Regions from separate parts of the Homo sapiens genome. Here region 1 is linked to region 2. Evidence: read pairs that join two places in POLR2A ChIA-PET (ENCODE). Cell type or tissue: OCI-LY7. All regions are shown on one strand. Links, peaks and the distances in the headings refer to the core of each region. The heading gives the core; the rest is flanking DNA.

Region 1 (4,000 bases), core at 1-4,000, 370 kb before region 2:
CACCACAATCTAAGGTTTAGAACATTTTCAACACCCGCAAAAGAAAGCTCATGCCCATTAGGAATCACTCCCCATTCTCTCACCCACACCCAAACCCCAGGCAACCACTAATCTAACTTCCTGCCTCTATGGATTTGCCTATTCTGTATATTTCATATAAATAGAATCACAATATGTGACCTTTTGTGTCTGGCTTCTCTCTCAGTATAATGTTTTCAAGATCATTATGCTTTAGTATGTATCTATACTTGATTCTTTGTTCATTTGTTTTTGATGGAGACTCGTTGTTGTCGCCTCAGCTGGAGTGCAATGACATGATCTCGGCTCACTGCAACCTCCGTCTTCCAGGTTCCAGCAATTCTCCTGTCTCAGCCTCCTGAGTAGCTGGGATTATAGGCGCCTAGCACCACGTTCGGCTAATTTTTGTATTTTTCGTAGAGACGGGGTTTCACCATGTTGGCCAGGCTGGTCTCGAACTCCTGACCTCAGGTGATCCACCTGCCTCGGCCTCCCAAAGTGCTGGGATTACAGGCATGAGCCACCATGCCCAGCCACTTGATTTTTTTTTATTGTTAAGTAATATTCCATTGTAATCCACTCATTTATCTCATCATCTTAAAGTTTCTATCAAAAGGCACACATCATCTTTGGAAGGATTATGTTAAAAAATGCAAGGTTTAGGGAGAAATAAATCCTGTCCCCATTTCCAACCTTTTCTAGGAAGTTGTTTCAAAGAATCACCATGCAGTACCTGACCAGATCCATCCCCAGCAAGGCTTCTATCTCGGCAGCTGGCTCTCTGGTGTTGATGGCTTCATTGGCTATGCACACTCCATGTTCATTGGCTCCCATTTCTGCTCCCCAGAGCCAGGCGGGTCTGCTTATCATTATGGCATAGGTCCTTGGAACTTGGTCGATTGAAATGTAAGTGCACTGAAAAACAAACACAGGAAAGAAAGCGCCATCACCTGTCAGGTACCACCTCATTTCTGCCTGGGTACTTATACTGAACCATCATATTAGTTACAAACAGAGCCAAAAAATAAAAGGCCTTGGGAATACCCTGATTTTTAAGTCTTCACAATGCAGCTCAAAAGTCTCCATGGTGAGTTTCAGACTGTGTGGCTTATGCCAATCTATTCCTGGTGCTCACGTAATAGGGCAATCATCTTGAACCAGGTATTCAGCCAATCATCATCCTGAACATCCTAAGCCTGCCCATTTCAACAGGCACAGGCGGCTGCCAGCATTCACCAATATTGAACACAGCTATTTACGAGCCCTACCTTCAAAAGAAACTTCACCTAGAAGCCTAAGATAGAAAGCAGGTAAAAGGGAAGATCTTTGCCTAAAGAAAGCAGAACCCTGAGTCCCCCTGCAAGGACCCTTTGGGTTTCCTGAAACACAGTTTGATAACCTACATGGTTGCTCTAGTGGTAGAAAACAGAAAAGGATAATAACATTTGCATTTAACTACTGCATTACACTGTGGGATTTCCTGCCTGTCCCATTTGATCCTCACACTAAGACAGTGAGGTGGACACAGAAGGAAACAGTCCCATGGAGGTGCATCTCCAGCTGCTGTCAGAACTGCAGAACACACAACTTAGTGGTGCATCTTACCTTCTCCAGGCTGCAGTGGCTTTACCTGGAAAATGGGGGAGCTAATTTGAGTCAAACTATTTCTTCCCAAGTATTTTTAACCTCAGAACACCTTCTTCACACGAACTCTTACACAGAATCATAAGCACAATAAAATCAGTCAAAGTATGTCCAGGCAAAGGGAGGAAGAGGCCCGGGACCAGGATGTGGGTAACCCTCAGAGTCTCGCCCTCCTGTGCTTCCCTTTCCCCTCCCCACGTTGTGACCCACGGCAGAGGAACCTGCAACTAGCTTCCCCATGGGGGCCTCCTGACTCTGACATTCTACGAGCCTATGACACACCCTTTGTGTGGTGGACGCTGTATTGAATTCAAGTCTCTAAGTTACACAGTGCTCTGGAGCTCTCAAGGGAGAATTTTATCAGCTGCAGGAATCATTTACATTTTAAACGGGGCAGCTGAAAGCAACAGCAGCCTTAGATCTTTCTTTTTTTAACTCAAGACCCAGCTATATCGACTGAATGCAGCCCACAAAGCTATTCTGTATTGATTTCCCATAATCGCTAAACCTCAGGTAAGAGCTGAAACCCGTGTGACACACACACTCACTGGTCAGGTGACTTTGGGTCTGCACAATTCATGTTAAGGTGTTGCTCTGCACTGGGATAATGTCATTTTACTTGATAAATATTTGCAAACTGAAAACTAATTATATCCAGAGGTTTTCAAGAGACTCTTGAATTTTTCATGGCAAACTGACAATAAAATATACTCAAGATTTTCCCTCTATGCAGTTCCCAAAAGTTATTTATTTAAAAAAAAAATGATTCTTGTAGAGCACGAAGCTGGCCAGAGCAGTAATCAAACTCTGCTCCTCTGTGCTCTTCTAAATGGAATTGACGTTTACATCTTAACATTGCACTCTATGTCAAAAAGTAGTCCAGGCATTGACCAACACTTTCCAAAACCCCTGTCCGCACTGAGTGCCAGTGGCAACTTTTGTCTTGAAAACAATGAGTAAATAGGAAAAGAATCTCAGCTTCTTAAGCACAGATTTATCATACAGGTTTTTAAAAGGGCAGAAAAAAAGTAAAAATTAGGAAATGGTTTATTTGTCTTCAAATTCATTTTTACACACTCATTTCCATTTCCCCAATTATTTACAGAACACCAACTACATGCAAAGCATTTTGTGCTAAATGCTGCAAGCAGAAAATCAGTGAGGAGGCCCAGGCCCTGTCCTTTTGGCTGGGGAGGAAGGCAAAGGCGCGCACACAAATTCCTACGAGCCCAGGCCAGCTTCAGTGTCTCCCAGGCCTGCCTGCTTCATTCCTGAAGCATCGTGCCACTGCCTCCTGCTTTGCCCTTCTGATCCACCCAGCCCAGCTCTGCTTTTCCTCTTTGCCGTTCCATTCCATTTATCCCCTTCTGAAATACTACAGAACTGATGGACTTATTACATGTACTGTTTATGTATACTATCTCCCCCAGCTAGAGTGTAAGCCCCAAGAGGGAAGGGGGATATCTTTGTTATTTAGTTCACTGACATGCCCCAAGTCTGGTATATATCAGGCATCAATAAGCCTTTTGTTGGATCGGTGGCTGAATGGATGGCTGGAGAAATTACAAAGCTCTAAGGGAGCACAGAAGGTAAAAGTCCAAAGAAATGAGGAAACACATCCGCATGGTCCGCTAGAGGCTGTATCACGTGGGAGAAATCTGGGTTGACCTTAAAAAATGGGCCAGCCATCAAGGTACTCCAGACAGAGCTAAGGGCTTAAGAGAGGAAGGGGCATGTGAAGGGTCTCTATGGTCCAGAGAGGTCCCTGCTGTGCCATGTGGGGGAGCTGCCATGATGTCATTAAGGCACAGAACTACAAGGGCTTAATACAGATTGCCTGATTAAAAAAATGTTGACAATTGAATCAAAAAGACCAGATGGTCTTTGCAGGAGTTCAAAATATATGCAGCCAACTTGATGTTTTTCAGGCCAAACTCGGAATGGTGAGGAAGGAAGGGGATCCCCAAGTAGCCAGATGGGCCCAATCAGCCCTCCTAAGCACCAGACCGAAAGCCAGGCAGCCAGATCCCTTCACAGGCCCCGAGCCTGGAACACATGCCCCTTGCTGCATCTTTGTCACGGGCCACAGAGCACGGGCCTCATAAGGGCTCTTCTATGACAGCCATTCACACCTGCTCCATTATGTTTTAAATCTGGCTAATCACAACCAGGTGGGGTTGGGGAGGGGTAAACACACTTGTCTCATGTAGATAGACTGGCTACTTAAAATCCCACTTTGGGAGCAGATCTCACAAAATCAGGAACACTTACACAAAATTTAATTAGCTCAACTTGGTAAAGTCAGCCATCTAGAACATGAACTCCACAGCCACTTTTA
Region 2 (10,713 bases), core at 3,143-7,142:
CAGGTATCAAATTTGGGAGATAAGATCTACACAGAAGTAGTATTACACATGATATGTCAAATGAGTGTTATCAGTAAAAGGAATTCAGTAGGACAGAGAAGGACATTTTGCTTTTGAGTTCTCTAAAAGATTTCATTGAGATGGTGAGACTTGATCTGGGCTTGAAGGGATGGGAGTAAATTTTTAGTAAAGTAGGATGAAAATATTGGCTTAATCAAGAGCAAAGGCATGGAGATGTAATGGGTATGTTCTATTGGAGGAAAATAATTAAATGGCAACACCAAATTTGTATTAGGCTCATAGTGGGAAATAGTGGGAAAGCCTTGTACAGGGAATGGTGGCATGGGGTTGCTTGCATGCATTCAGTAATGCAAAAGAGGGCCAACAGCCAGGATGCTGTGACAGAAAGCTCAAAGCCTAGGAATCAGAAGAGCTGAGTTCTGGCACTTTTGATGTCTTTCCACTTAGACCTATATTCTCTTTAAGTGAGCAGTTTAAACAGAGAGAGTGTAGGTTCCTTATGGTTAATATTCTTTAGTTCTGTTATCAGAGATGGAATGACAGCTTCTGTTTTGTATTACCTGAAGAGCTTTGTATGGCCTGGTGTAGCAGATGGAGGTTACTTGCTGTAAAAATCTCCTGAACCCATTCCTCTGTCACTGATTCATTCCATTGTTTGTCATATTCATTGCATTTCTACGTAGGGGAGTGTTAAGCCTATTGATTATTGCCTTCTGGAAATAAATTAGTCAGATTACCTAATTGAGATCAGATGGAGTGGAGCTTTGTTTTAGGGACAGTATAAAGGAATGGTTTTGATTTTGGGGAAACTTGGAGTGCCGGCTTTGGATAGAGAACATTTATAGCCAGTGAGGTCGATGACATAGGAGGGAGGTTCATGACATCTGGGGGAGGGGCAGAATATTTGGATTATTATAAAGGTTAAAATAGAAGAGTCCAAACATCTGGCATCTCATCTGTCTCTAATGTAGTCCCTGGTTACCTTTATTTCTCTTTGGATATAGTGATTGAGAGGATCAGTTCTTCTGGGTGATTTTTGCTGGTGTCTTTATTTTGTTTGTGGTTATTGGGAACTCTCATAACTAAGAAAGTTGCATTTAGATGACCTGTTTGCAGTTGTAGAATAATGATTTGGTATGTAAATCTCATAATAGGGCCTTCATCTTCTGTCATGCCTAACAGATCTGACTTGGTGGTTGGAGTAATTTTTCTACCAACAAAAAACCCAAAAATCTCACCTGTATTTTTCCTGCCAATTGGTGTATTCACCAGTCTCAGGTTTAGGATCAGTCCCTTTTTGTTTGTGGTTGGTTTCTAGGAGGAAACAATGTACAAATACTGAGTTAAAAGTAGGGTTGGGCCACTGGAGATACAAAGAAAAATCTTTTTGCCTTAGTCATCAACAATGGAAAAGCATTTGGTAAAGTAACTTTGATGCAGCAGTATGTGTCATTGAGTAGTTACAGAAAGTTTTTCTTAATAGGAATCTGGATTTTATTATTAAAGAATGTCATTATAGAGGCTGGGTGTGTTGGCTCACGCCTGCAATCCCAGCACTTTGGGAGGCTGAGGCGGACGGATCACCTGAGGTCAGGAGTTCAAGACGAACCTGGCCAACATGGCAAAACCCCATCTCTACTAAAAATACAAAAATTAGCTGGGTGTGGTGGTGCGTGCCTGTAATCCCAGCTACTCGGGAGGCTGAGGCAAGAGAATCACTTGAACCCAGGGGGTGGAGGTTGCAGTGAGCCAAGATTGCGCCACTTCACTCCAGCCTGGGTGAAAGAGCGAAACTCCGTCTCAAAAAAAAAAAAAAATGTCGTTTTAGAACTGTACTCTTTATTTTTAGAGACAGAGTCTTACCCTGTTGCCCGGGCTGTAGTGCAGTGGTAGGATCATAGTTCACTGCAGCCTCAAACTCCTGGGCAAGAACTGTACTGTTTTAAGAATTTACAAAGAATAAGAGTTGTCTGAAAAGTGTAGAGGGGAAAATTTCAATAAATGATAGCCACTGTTTACTGAATACTTACTATGTTGCAGGCATTATATATACATTATAATCTTTAATTCTCACCAAATTTCTAATGTGTAAGTAGTAGTATCAGTGTTTACAGGGAAGAAGTCAGGCCTGGAGGGCTGAAGTGCCTTCCCTGGGTCACCTAGTCTGTATGTAATAGAAACAGGATTTTTACCAGGTCTATTGGGCCTCACATTTCTGTATTTTCACCTGACTATTAAGGATAATAAGGAGATTGACATGTAAATAAACACAGGGCCATGTGCTGCATTGAAGTATTGTCCAGGTATGGAAGAAATACAAAGGGAGGGAATGATCAAGTTGACCTTGGGGTAGAGCACTTAGAGAAAGATTCCTGGAGAAAGATGACACCTTAGTAGGATACTGGTGACCATCTAAAAGTTCTTTGGGTAGAAGAGAAGGATTAATGACACTAGTGATTCATTGTCTATATGTTTTCTTCTCTGTTTAACAAGAGCAGAATGATCTGGTTCATCTCTACTGTTGACTCTCTTCATCACAGTCTCTCTTGGCCTTTTATACACCAAGATGATCCTGCTGTTCCCATCCCAGTTTTTGTTAGTTTGATCATTTTCACACTGTTTACATTTGTAATATTTAGTACTGTTTTGTAGAGATAATTCCTATAGTTGTTTACACATATTTTTATTTTTAAATAGAATCGTGCATGTGTGTACTACCTGTGTGTCCGTGAGTTTATATATTTATTTAACCACGAATTCTTTGTTTTGATTCATCTGTTGGTTGAGTCCTGAGTCTGAGTATTTAAAGATAATACACTTCTTGAGTCCCATTTTTTTCCAAGAGCTCTGAAGACCCCTCTGCCATGTGTCCCAAATAATTATCTATATATGTTATATATGTAGATCTCTATACAGATCTTTCTATATATACATAGAGAAATTTCTCTATATAAATAATTTATCGATACATACATTTATAAATAAATCTACTCAGGTATATAGAAAGATAACTATACAGAGAGAGATGAATCAAGGATGAATCAAAACAAAGAATTTAGAAATGGACAGGCTGTGGTTAAGTAAATATGTAAATACATACTAGTAGTACCCACATGCATATCATATATATGTATACAGTTTTAAGAGTGCTTTACATAGATGTTTAACTTAGGATTTTTGACTTTATAATGGTGTGGAGGTGATATGCATTCTGTAGAAACTATACTTTGAATTTCAATATTTTTCAGGGCTAGCAATATTCATAATGAAACTCGGTGGTGCTGAGCCAAATATCTCATGTAATTTATTGAATACGGTATTGAAAGGGTTCTGAGCACATTTAAGGTAGGCTAGCCTAAGCTACGATGTTTGGTAGTTTAGGTGTATGCATTTTCAACTGAAGATATTTTCAATTTACCATCCTAAGTCAAGGAGCATTTGTATATTAAGGATATTGTCCTTTTGTTTTTGATATACATTGCAAATATTTTAAATTCATTATTTGTCTTTGGAATTTGCTTCTGATGTGTTTAACCATGATACATTTTTTTTCTTTTGTTGCATAATGCCTTAGAGCTGCCTTAAAAAACTGATTGGAAGCTTTATGTGCAAAGATAAGGCTTATTAATAGTCAAGGATTTTGATGTATCATTCTGTGAGACCTTTTGATTTAAGAGAAGAATCTACCAATTTCTTAGTAGAGATGGAGGCTATGGAGTGGGGCCTTTTTCAGTTCGGAGATCTTTATTCTTCTATTTTCTTCCCTGCCCGTTGCCGTGCCTGGTATTCTCAATTCCGAATATTCTTTGTTGTTGTTGTTGTTGTTTTCCCCACAGTAAATCTCCATTCTCATGCTCTAGTGGGGGTATGGTATTTGCTTGGCTGTATGTAATGGATTGGGGACCTCGGGATCTGTTTTTTATTCAGTCTTTCAGTCAGTCTAGATTTTAGCCTCATGTATCACTACTGTGTTGGGAAGTCATGGAGCTCCAGATGCCTGAGTCCTTTGGGAATTATTTAGTGAGAATTGGCTTACTTGTGCAGACACTCAGGATCTGTGTTTGCTCCGTGCCGTTGATGCTTTCATCTATTTTTTTTTTCTCATTTGCTGCCGACTTCTCTCAAGTTCTTTAACTCATTTTTATTAAATATTATTTATTTTCATTTTAGTAGGTTTTGGAGGGGAGGAGAGAGAAACATGTGTTTAATTCACTGTATTTAACTAGAAATCCAGGTGGTTCTTTGTACGTACTGTTTTTCCCCTTAGGCTCTACTTTGTAGGCAGTTGGATGGCTCTCAAGTGAGGCTTTTTAGGTTCACAGTATTGCACTTTTGTTTAAGTTTGTTTGCCAGTACCCAGATGATTCTGATGTTTCAAATCAGTTGCCTCTTGCCCTCGTTTATGCTAAGTTTAACTTCAGGGAAGCAAATTTTTTAAGTTTCAAGGCAAGAATTCTTTAGTTGATGCTTAAAATCTGGTTGCAGTTTTAGGATCTCTGCTTTCTCCCCATGGTTGATCAGTTTCACAGTATTCGATGTAGCCTGTGTTTGGCCATTATAGTTTTTTTGTAGTTTCATTTTTAGGGGTGTCTAATCTTTTGGCTTCCTTGGGCCACATTTTTTATAGTTTCATTTTTAGGGGTGTCTAATCTTTTGGCTTCTGTGGGCCACACATAAAATACACTAACAATAGCTGATCAGCTAAAAAAAAAAACTGCAAAAAATCTCATAATGTTTTAAGGAAGTTTATGAATTTGTGTTGGGCCACATTAGGCCATGCGTTGGACAAACTTGTTTTAATCGAATCCTCCTTCCTGTTTTTTTTCTTTCTCTTTTTGGTGGTTTTCAAGAAGTTGAAGTAAACATACCTTTATTCCTTTCTTTTAAAATGCATGTACTACAGTTTGAAAAACATTGTACAAAATCATATATTTCATTTAGGAAATTGAATACCTGGAGGATTAGCTGTGCCAAAATCTTTTTCCCAATCCTTATAAAGTTCGGCATGAGGTATAATTCTAGCCTCACTCATTTGGTTGCAGTGAGTTTCACATCACAGTGAAGGGAGGACAGTTCCTGTGAGAACACATGTGTTGGAACTAGAGAGCTGCCAAAACGTCTCTTTCACCACCCATCTTATTAGTTGTCTCTCACAGTGCTTCTGTTCCTGTCTACACTCTAGCTTCATGTGGCCTTCTTTCTTGTGCTTGCCTATAGTTTCTGTTCTCTCGTAAGTTCAGCTTACACCTGAGCCGTCATGGACACCACTGTCTCTCTTTTACTTACTTTTGACCTTTCTGCTTAAGCTCTTTACTGCTGGCCAATATAGTCTCTCACTGTTTCTTAATCATATTTCCAAAAAAAAAAAAAATTGATTGGCCTATGCCATCTTTTTGTTCCACTTCTGATTTGTGCCTAGCCAAACTATAAGTTGGCTATCTGGGTTCAGGTTTCCAAACAGCTTAGTGGTGTCAGGGGAGGGAGCAGTAGGACAGCAGGGGAACATGGTATATCTGAGGACTGTCTTAGCAGCAAGAAGGCAGGGATGGGACACTTCACCTTGGTAAGTGAGGGGGCAGAACAGAGCTGAATACATCAAATAGTCCCTATTTTATTATGCTAGTTTATTTTTAATGGAGTACTTCAGGCAAATACTTAGTAGTGCAGATTGAATAATGTAGGAAACTAGCTAATTTTTAAGTGTCAAAAATTGACTGCAAAAACCTGTACCCCGATCTGATGCTAGTTTCTGTTTTCATTATGACTTCAGTGCCATGGTGTGGCAGAAAGACCATTAAAGTAGAAGTCAGGAGTCTTAGATTCTAGACCTGTTTTTGCTGTTCTGAAAGGCTTCACGTTCTGCATCAGATAAAATTTTAAGGTTATTGAGGTAGAATAGTGTCTAAGGTGCTGTTTAGCTATAAAACTTGTGACTCACAGTGTACTATACCAAGTTGGTAAAGGTAATTTCCACAAGAGTAGTCAGATTACAAAGCTTGTAATAACATGAAATCATGAGTACAGGTTAATGTAAAAAATTAAAAACGAGAATACCTGGACCAGTACATCAGAGAGAGATACAGGAGTTTGTAGTGGACTGCATCCCTCTCATTTTAACTTGTTTTGTTTGATGAGGAGATCATCTTCATAAACTGATACAAAAGTCAGATATTATAATCACAAAATTTTCCTGACTTGAGTTGCACATAAACAGTGTAATGCAGTAAGTGTAATATTGAAGTTTCAAACGCTTTTTGATTTTCCATGCTTTTTAAAAGCCATAGCTGGATATTCAGAATAGTTAAGTAACTTGAGTTTCTTTTGTTTTTTAGGATTTAAGTGCCCTGTATGCTCAAAATTTGTATCCTCAGATGAAATGGATTTGCATCTTGTAATGTGTTTAACAAAGCCACGAATAACCTATAATGGTAAGTCCAATGGTTTAAAATAATATTTTAAGTTAGAATTAACTTACATTTTATGAATTTCATGTTTCAAGTATAATTTAAAAGGAGGGAAGGACATTGTTTTCTCTATTTTTACTAGTGCATTAATGCAGTGGTTCTCAAATTCTGTGATCTCAAGACTTCTTTACACTTCAAAAAATTACTGAGGACTTCAAAGAGTTTTTCTTTACTTGGGTTATATCTATCCATATTTGTCATAAATTAAAACAGAATTTATAATTTTTAATTTATTTTGTTAAACATAAATATAATTATGTTGACAACTTTTAAATGAAAAGTAAATTTTCTAAGACAAAATATTTAGTGACAAGAGTGGCATTTTCAGGATTTTTACAAACTCTTTAATATCAGGCTTCATGACAAGGAATTCTCACATCTGCTTCTTCATTCAGTTTATTGTGATATGGCACGTCTTGTGTCCTCTGGAAAACTCTGCTGCTATACTGGAGAGAATGGGAATGAAAAAGGCAGATATGGCCAGGCACAGTGGCTCACACCTGTAATCCCAGCACTTTGGGAGGCCGAGGTAGGCAGATCACCTGAGATCCCAAGTTTGAGACCAGCCTGGCCAACATGGTGAAACCCCATCTCTACTAAAAGAAAAAAAAAAAGAAAAAAAAAAATTAGCTGGGTGTGGTGGTGCACACCTGAAATCCTAGCTACTCGGGAGGCTGAGGCAGGAGAATCGCTTGAACCCAGGAGGCGAAAGTTGTAGTGAGCCGAGATTGTGCCACTGCACTCCAGCCTTGGAGACAGAGTGAGACTCTGTCTCAAAAAAAAAAAGAAAAAAAAACAAAAACAAACAAACAAAAAAACAGATACTTAGTGTTACCATGAAAATAGTTTTTACTTTGTTAATCTAAAAGGATTTCAAAGGCTCTTCCACTTCTCCTACTGTACAAGATTCTTTGGACCACAGTTTGAGAACTGCTGCATTGAAATAAAATCTTTTGGGTTAAGCCTAAGTAAAATGTAATGTTCATAATGGCCATTTTCAAAAGTAAGTAAGCATGGTTGAAATTGCAACTTTTTTCTTTTTGTTTAAGAGTATAGAGTAAATGAAGGGAACATATATGAGGAGTAGGGAGAATAAAAGTTTATTCAATAGTAAATAGATGCCTAATGGGAGAAAAAAGTCATTAAGAGAAACCCAAAACTCTACCTATGCAGTGCATATGTGTCTCTGTCTTTCCTCCCATATACAAATTTAGTCTGTGAGCTCTGGAGCGAACTGGTATTTTTTTAGGTCTGGTGTTTTAGACTGTACCATTCTTTCCTGACCAAAATCTCTAGATATTCCAAAACCTAGGAAAGATTTTAAATGTAGCCTTGGCATACTTTGGAATAGACTTGGGGGGGAAAAATCAAGTAGTTCTGTCCTAACCAATGAATAGAATAAAATGAAGGAAAAATGAAAGTTGTTTTCAAAATTTTATAAAGAAACAGACTTCAAAAGCTTAAGAGAAATTTCATTTTTTTTAAATATAAATTTTGGCCTGAAATAAAATGTGTAGAAAGGGTACCAGTAAACACTATAGCCAATTGAAAGATTGGCTAAATTCAACATATATTTTGAGCATCAATTATGTGCGAGGTACTGTGTTAGGAATTAGAGATATAGCAGTGAATGAACAGAAATGGAGCTTACAGCCTACTAATAGTAATAGTCACTGATTTCTTTGAGCTAAGAATTATTGGTTAAATAAAAAGGTTCTATGAAAAACTTAGTAGATATAGCAGCACTTATCTGAGCTTTCTCCTCAGGTAACAAAAATGTTGGGAGGGGTAGAATTTAACATTGAAATGAGCATATTACTTTTGGTAGTGTTTTGCAAGTTGATCTAAGAATCAGTCTCTCAATTCTTCCCTTTCCTTCACTTTTTCTAGTATGGTGGTGCTTCAGCCACCCTATTACAGGGTTGACAATAGAGCACTTTTTGCCATTCATTTGCTGATGAAATGTGAAAGTGGTTTTAAGCAGTTACTTGGCATAATAAATGTATTTGTTGATTATATCCTAACCTTTTTGCATTATGAAATTGAATTGGCTACTTTGCATTATCTACTTCAAGTTTAGTTATTTAAGAAATAGAAAGTGTTCTCATTCAAAATTTGTGACTAAAAGTATATGGGTTTGTTTTTCATACCTGCTCCACTATCTTATATTCTATAATTGTTTATGTTTAATATGAGTGCCTTTAAATATCCATAAATCTTAAAGCTTCTGGCTTTCAATTTGAAAATCACAAATATATTTGACCATATAATAATATATTTACACACAGTCTTAGTATTCTGTATGTTTACTTTTTGTGTAATATATCTAGAATACAGTCTTCTTGTGTATTGTGATATTTAACAATTTTTTTAACTTTTAAGTTGAGGGGTACATGTGCAGGTTTGTTATATAGGTAAACTTGTGTCATGGGGGTTTGTTCTACAGATATTTTGTTACTCAGGTATTAAGCCTAGTACTCATTAGTTATTTTTTCTGATCCTCTCCTTCCTCCTACTCTCCACCCTCTGGTAGGCTCCAATGTGTATTGTTCCCCTCTTTGTGTCCATGTGCTCTCATCATTTAGCTCCCACTTACAAGTGAGAACGTGCGGAATTTGCTTTTCTGTTCCTGTGTGAGTTTGCTGAGGATAATGGCCTCCAGCTCCATCCATGTTTCCACAGAGGACATGATCTTCTTTTTTATGGCTGTGTAGTATTCACACGGTATATATGGACCCACATTTTCTTTATCCAGTCTATCATTTGATGGGCATTTAGGTTGATTCCATGTCTTTGCTCTTGTGAACAGTGCTGCAGTGAACATATGCATGCATGTGTCTTATAACACAAGGATTTATATTCCTTTAGGTGTATACCCAGTAGTGGGATTGATGGGTCAAATGGTATTTCTGTTTTTAGGTCTTTGAGGAATTGCCATACTGTCTTCCACAATGGTTGAACTAATTTACACTCCCACCAACAGTGTGTTAAGTGTTCCTTTTTCTCTGCAGCCTCTCCAACATGTATTTTTTTTTGACTTTTTAATAATACGCATTCTGACGCTTGAAATGGTATCTCCTTGTGGTTTTGATTTGCATTTCTCTAATGATCAGTGATGTTGAGCTTTTTTTCATATGATTCTTGGCCACATTTATGTCTTCTTTTGAAAAGTGTTCATCTCCTTTGCACATTTTTTCATGGGGTTGTTTGCTTTTTTCTTGTAAATTTGTTTAAGTTCCTTATATATGCTGGATATTAAACCTTTGTCAGATGCTTCGTTTGCAAAAATTTTCTCCCATTCTGTAGGTTGTCTGTTCACTTTGTTGATAGTTTCCTTTGCTGTGCAGAAGCTCTTTAGTTTAATTAGATCCCATTTGTCAATTTTTGGTTTTGTTGCAATTGCTTTTGGTGCCTTTGTCATGAAATCTTTGCCTGTTCTTATGTCTATAATGGTATTGCATAAGTTGTCTTCCAGGGTTTTTATAGTTTTGGATTTTACATTTAAGTCTTTAATTCATCTGGACTTAATTTTTGTATGTGGTTTAAGGAGGTTGGCGTGGGGTAGGGGTCCAGTTTCAATCTTCTGCATATGGCTAGCTAGTTATCCCAGCACCATTTATTGAATAGGGAATCCTTTCCCCATTGCTTGTTTTTGGTCAGGTTTGGATATTTGACAGTTCTTAATTTCCTGATTTAACTATGCCTAAGTCATTAAACTGTTCTGCTAGATCACTTGTTTGGTGTCTTAAGAACTAATATATAACCTTCTGCTTGGGGATACTATAACAACCAAATATTTCGAATTTTAAATATTTAACAGTATTTCAATCTAGAAATTAATAAATTTCATGCAATAAGTAAATAAACTTGTAGGCATTCTTAAAGTTGCTGACTGAAAGCTTTAAAAAATAAAAATATATATATTTTTGTTTTTAGAGTCAGGATCTTGCTGTGTTGCCCGGGCTGGAGCTCAGTGGCTATCTATAGGCACAGTCATGGCACACGACAGCCTCAAACTCCTGGGCACAAGTGATCCTCCTACCTCAGCCTCCTAAGTAGCTAGGACTACAGGTGCATGCCACCATGCCTGGCTTTTATTTTTTATTTTGTAGAGATAAAAAATTCAAAGTATGTATTAATTGTATAAACATTCACAGCAAGAAGCAAATACAGCTTCTTAATAAAAACCGTGTATAGTTTTTGAGGTTTTAAAACTAGCTCTTGGACA

What was found. Peaks named below come from ENCODE experiments on the same cell type or tissue, not always from the same donor. Only the 100,000 strongest peaks of a DNase experiment are listed, where the experiment ranks them.
Region 1: POLR2A ChIA-PET joins it to region 2 with 7 read pairs; 1 of 35 experiments calls an interaction of 5 or more read pairs at or near these places.

What each region holds. Positions count from the first base shown.
Region 1 is chr7:29,954,428-29,958,427 of GRCh38, forward strand. SCRN1 (secernin 1) reads right to left here. Exons shown (of 8, transcript NM_014766.5): 3 at 752-933. Among named protein-coding and RNA genes, the nearest start is that of FKBP14-AS1, 32 kb to the right of the region's middle. In OCI-LY7, for the core only: no CTCF peak of the experiment used is centred there; DNase peaks (open chromatin) are centred at 1,864 and 3,754; H3K4me3 peaks cover 910 bases; H3K27ac peaks cover 2,424 bases.
Region 2 is chr7:30,317,289-30,328,001 of GRCh38, forward strand. ZNRF2 (zinc and ring finger 2) reads left to right here. Exons shown (of 5, transcript NM_147128.4): 2 at 6,354-6,449. Among named protein-coding and RNA genes, the nearest start is that of MIR550B1, 33 kb to the left of the region's middle. RefSeq lists a silencer at 1,553-1,721 and an enhancer at 5,461-5,510. In OCI-LY7, for the core only: a CTCF peak has its summit at 5,642; DNase peaks (open chromatin) are centred at 5,143 and 5,533; H3K4me3 peaks cover 3,236 bases; H3K27ac peaks cover 2,304 bases.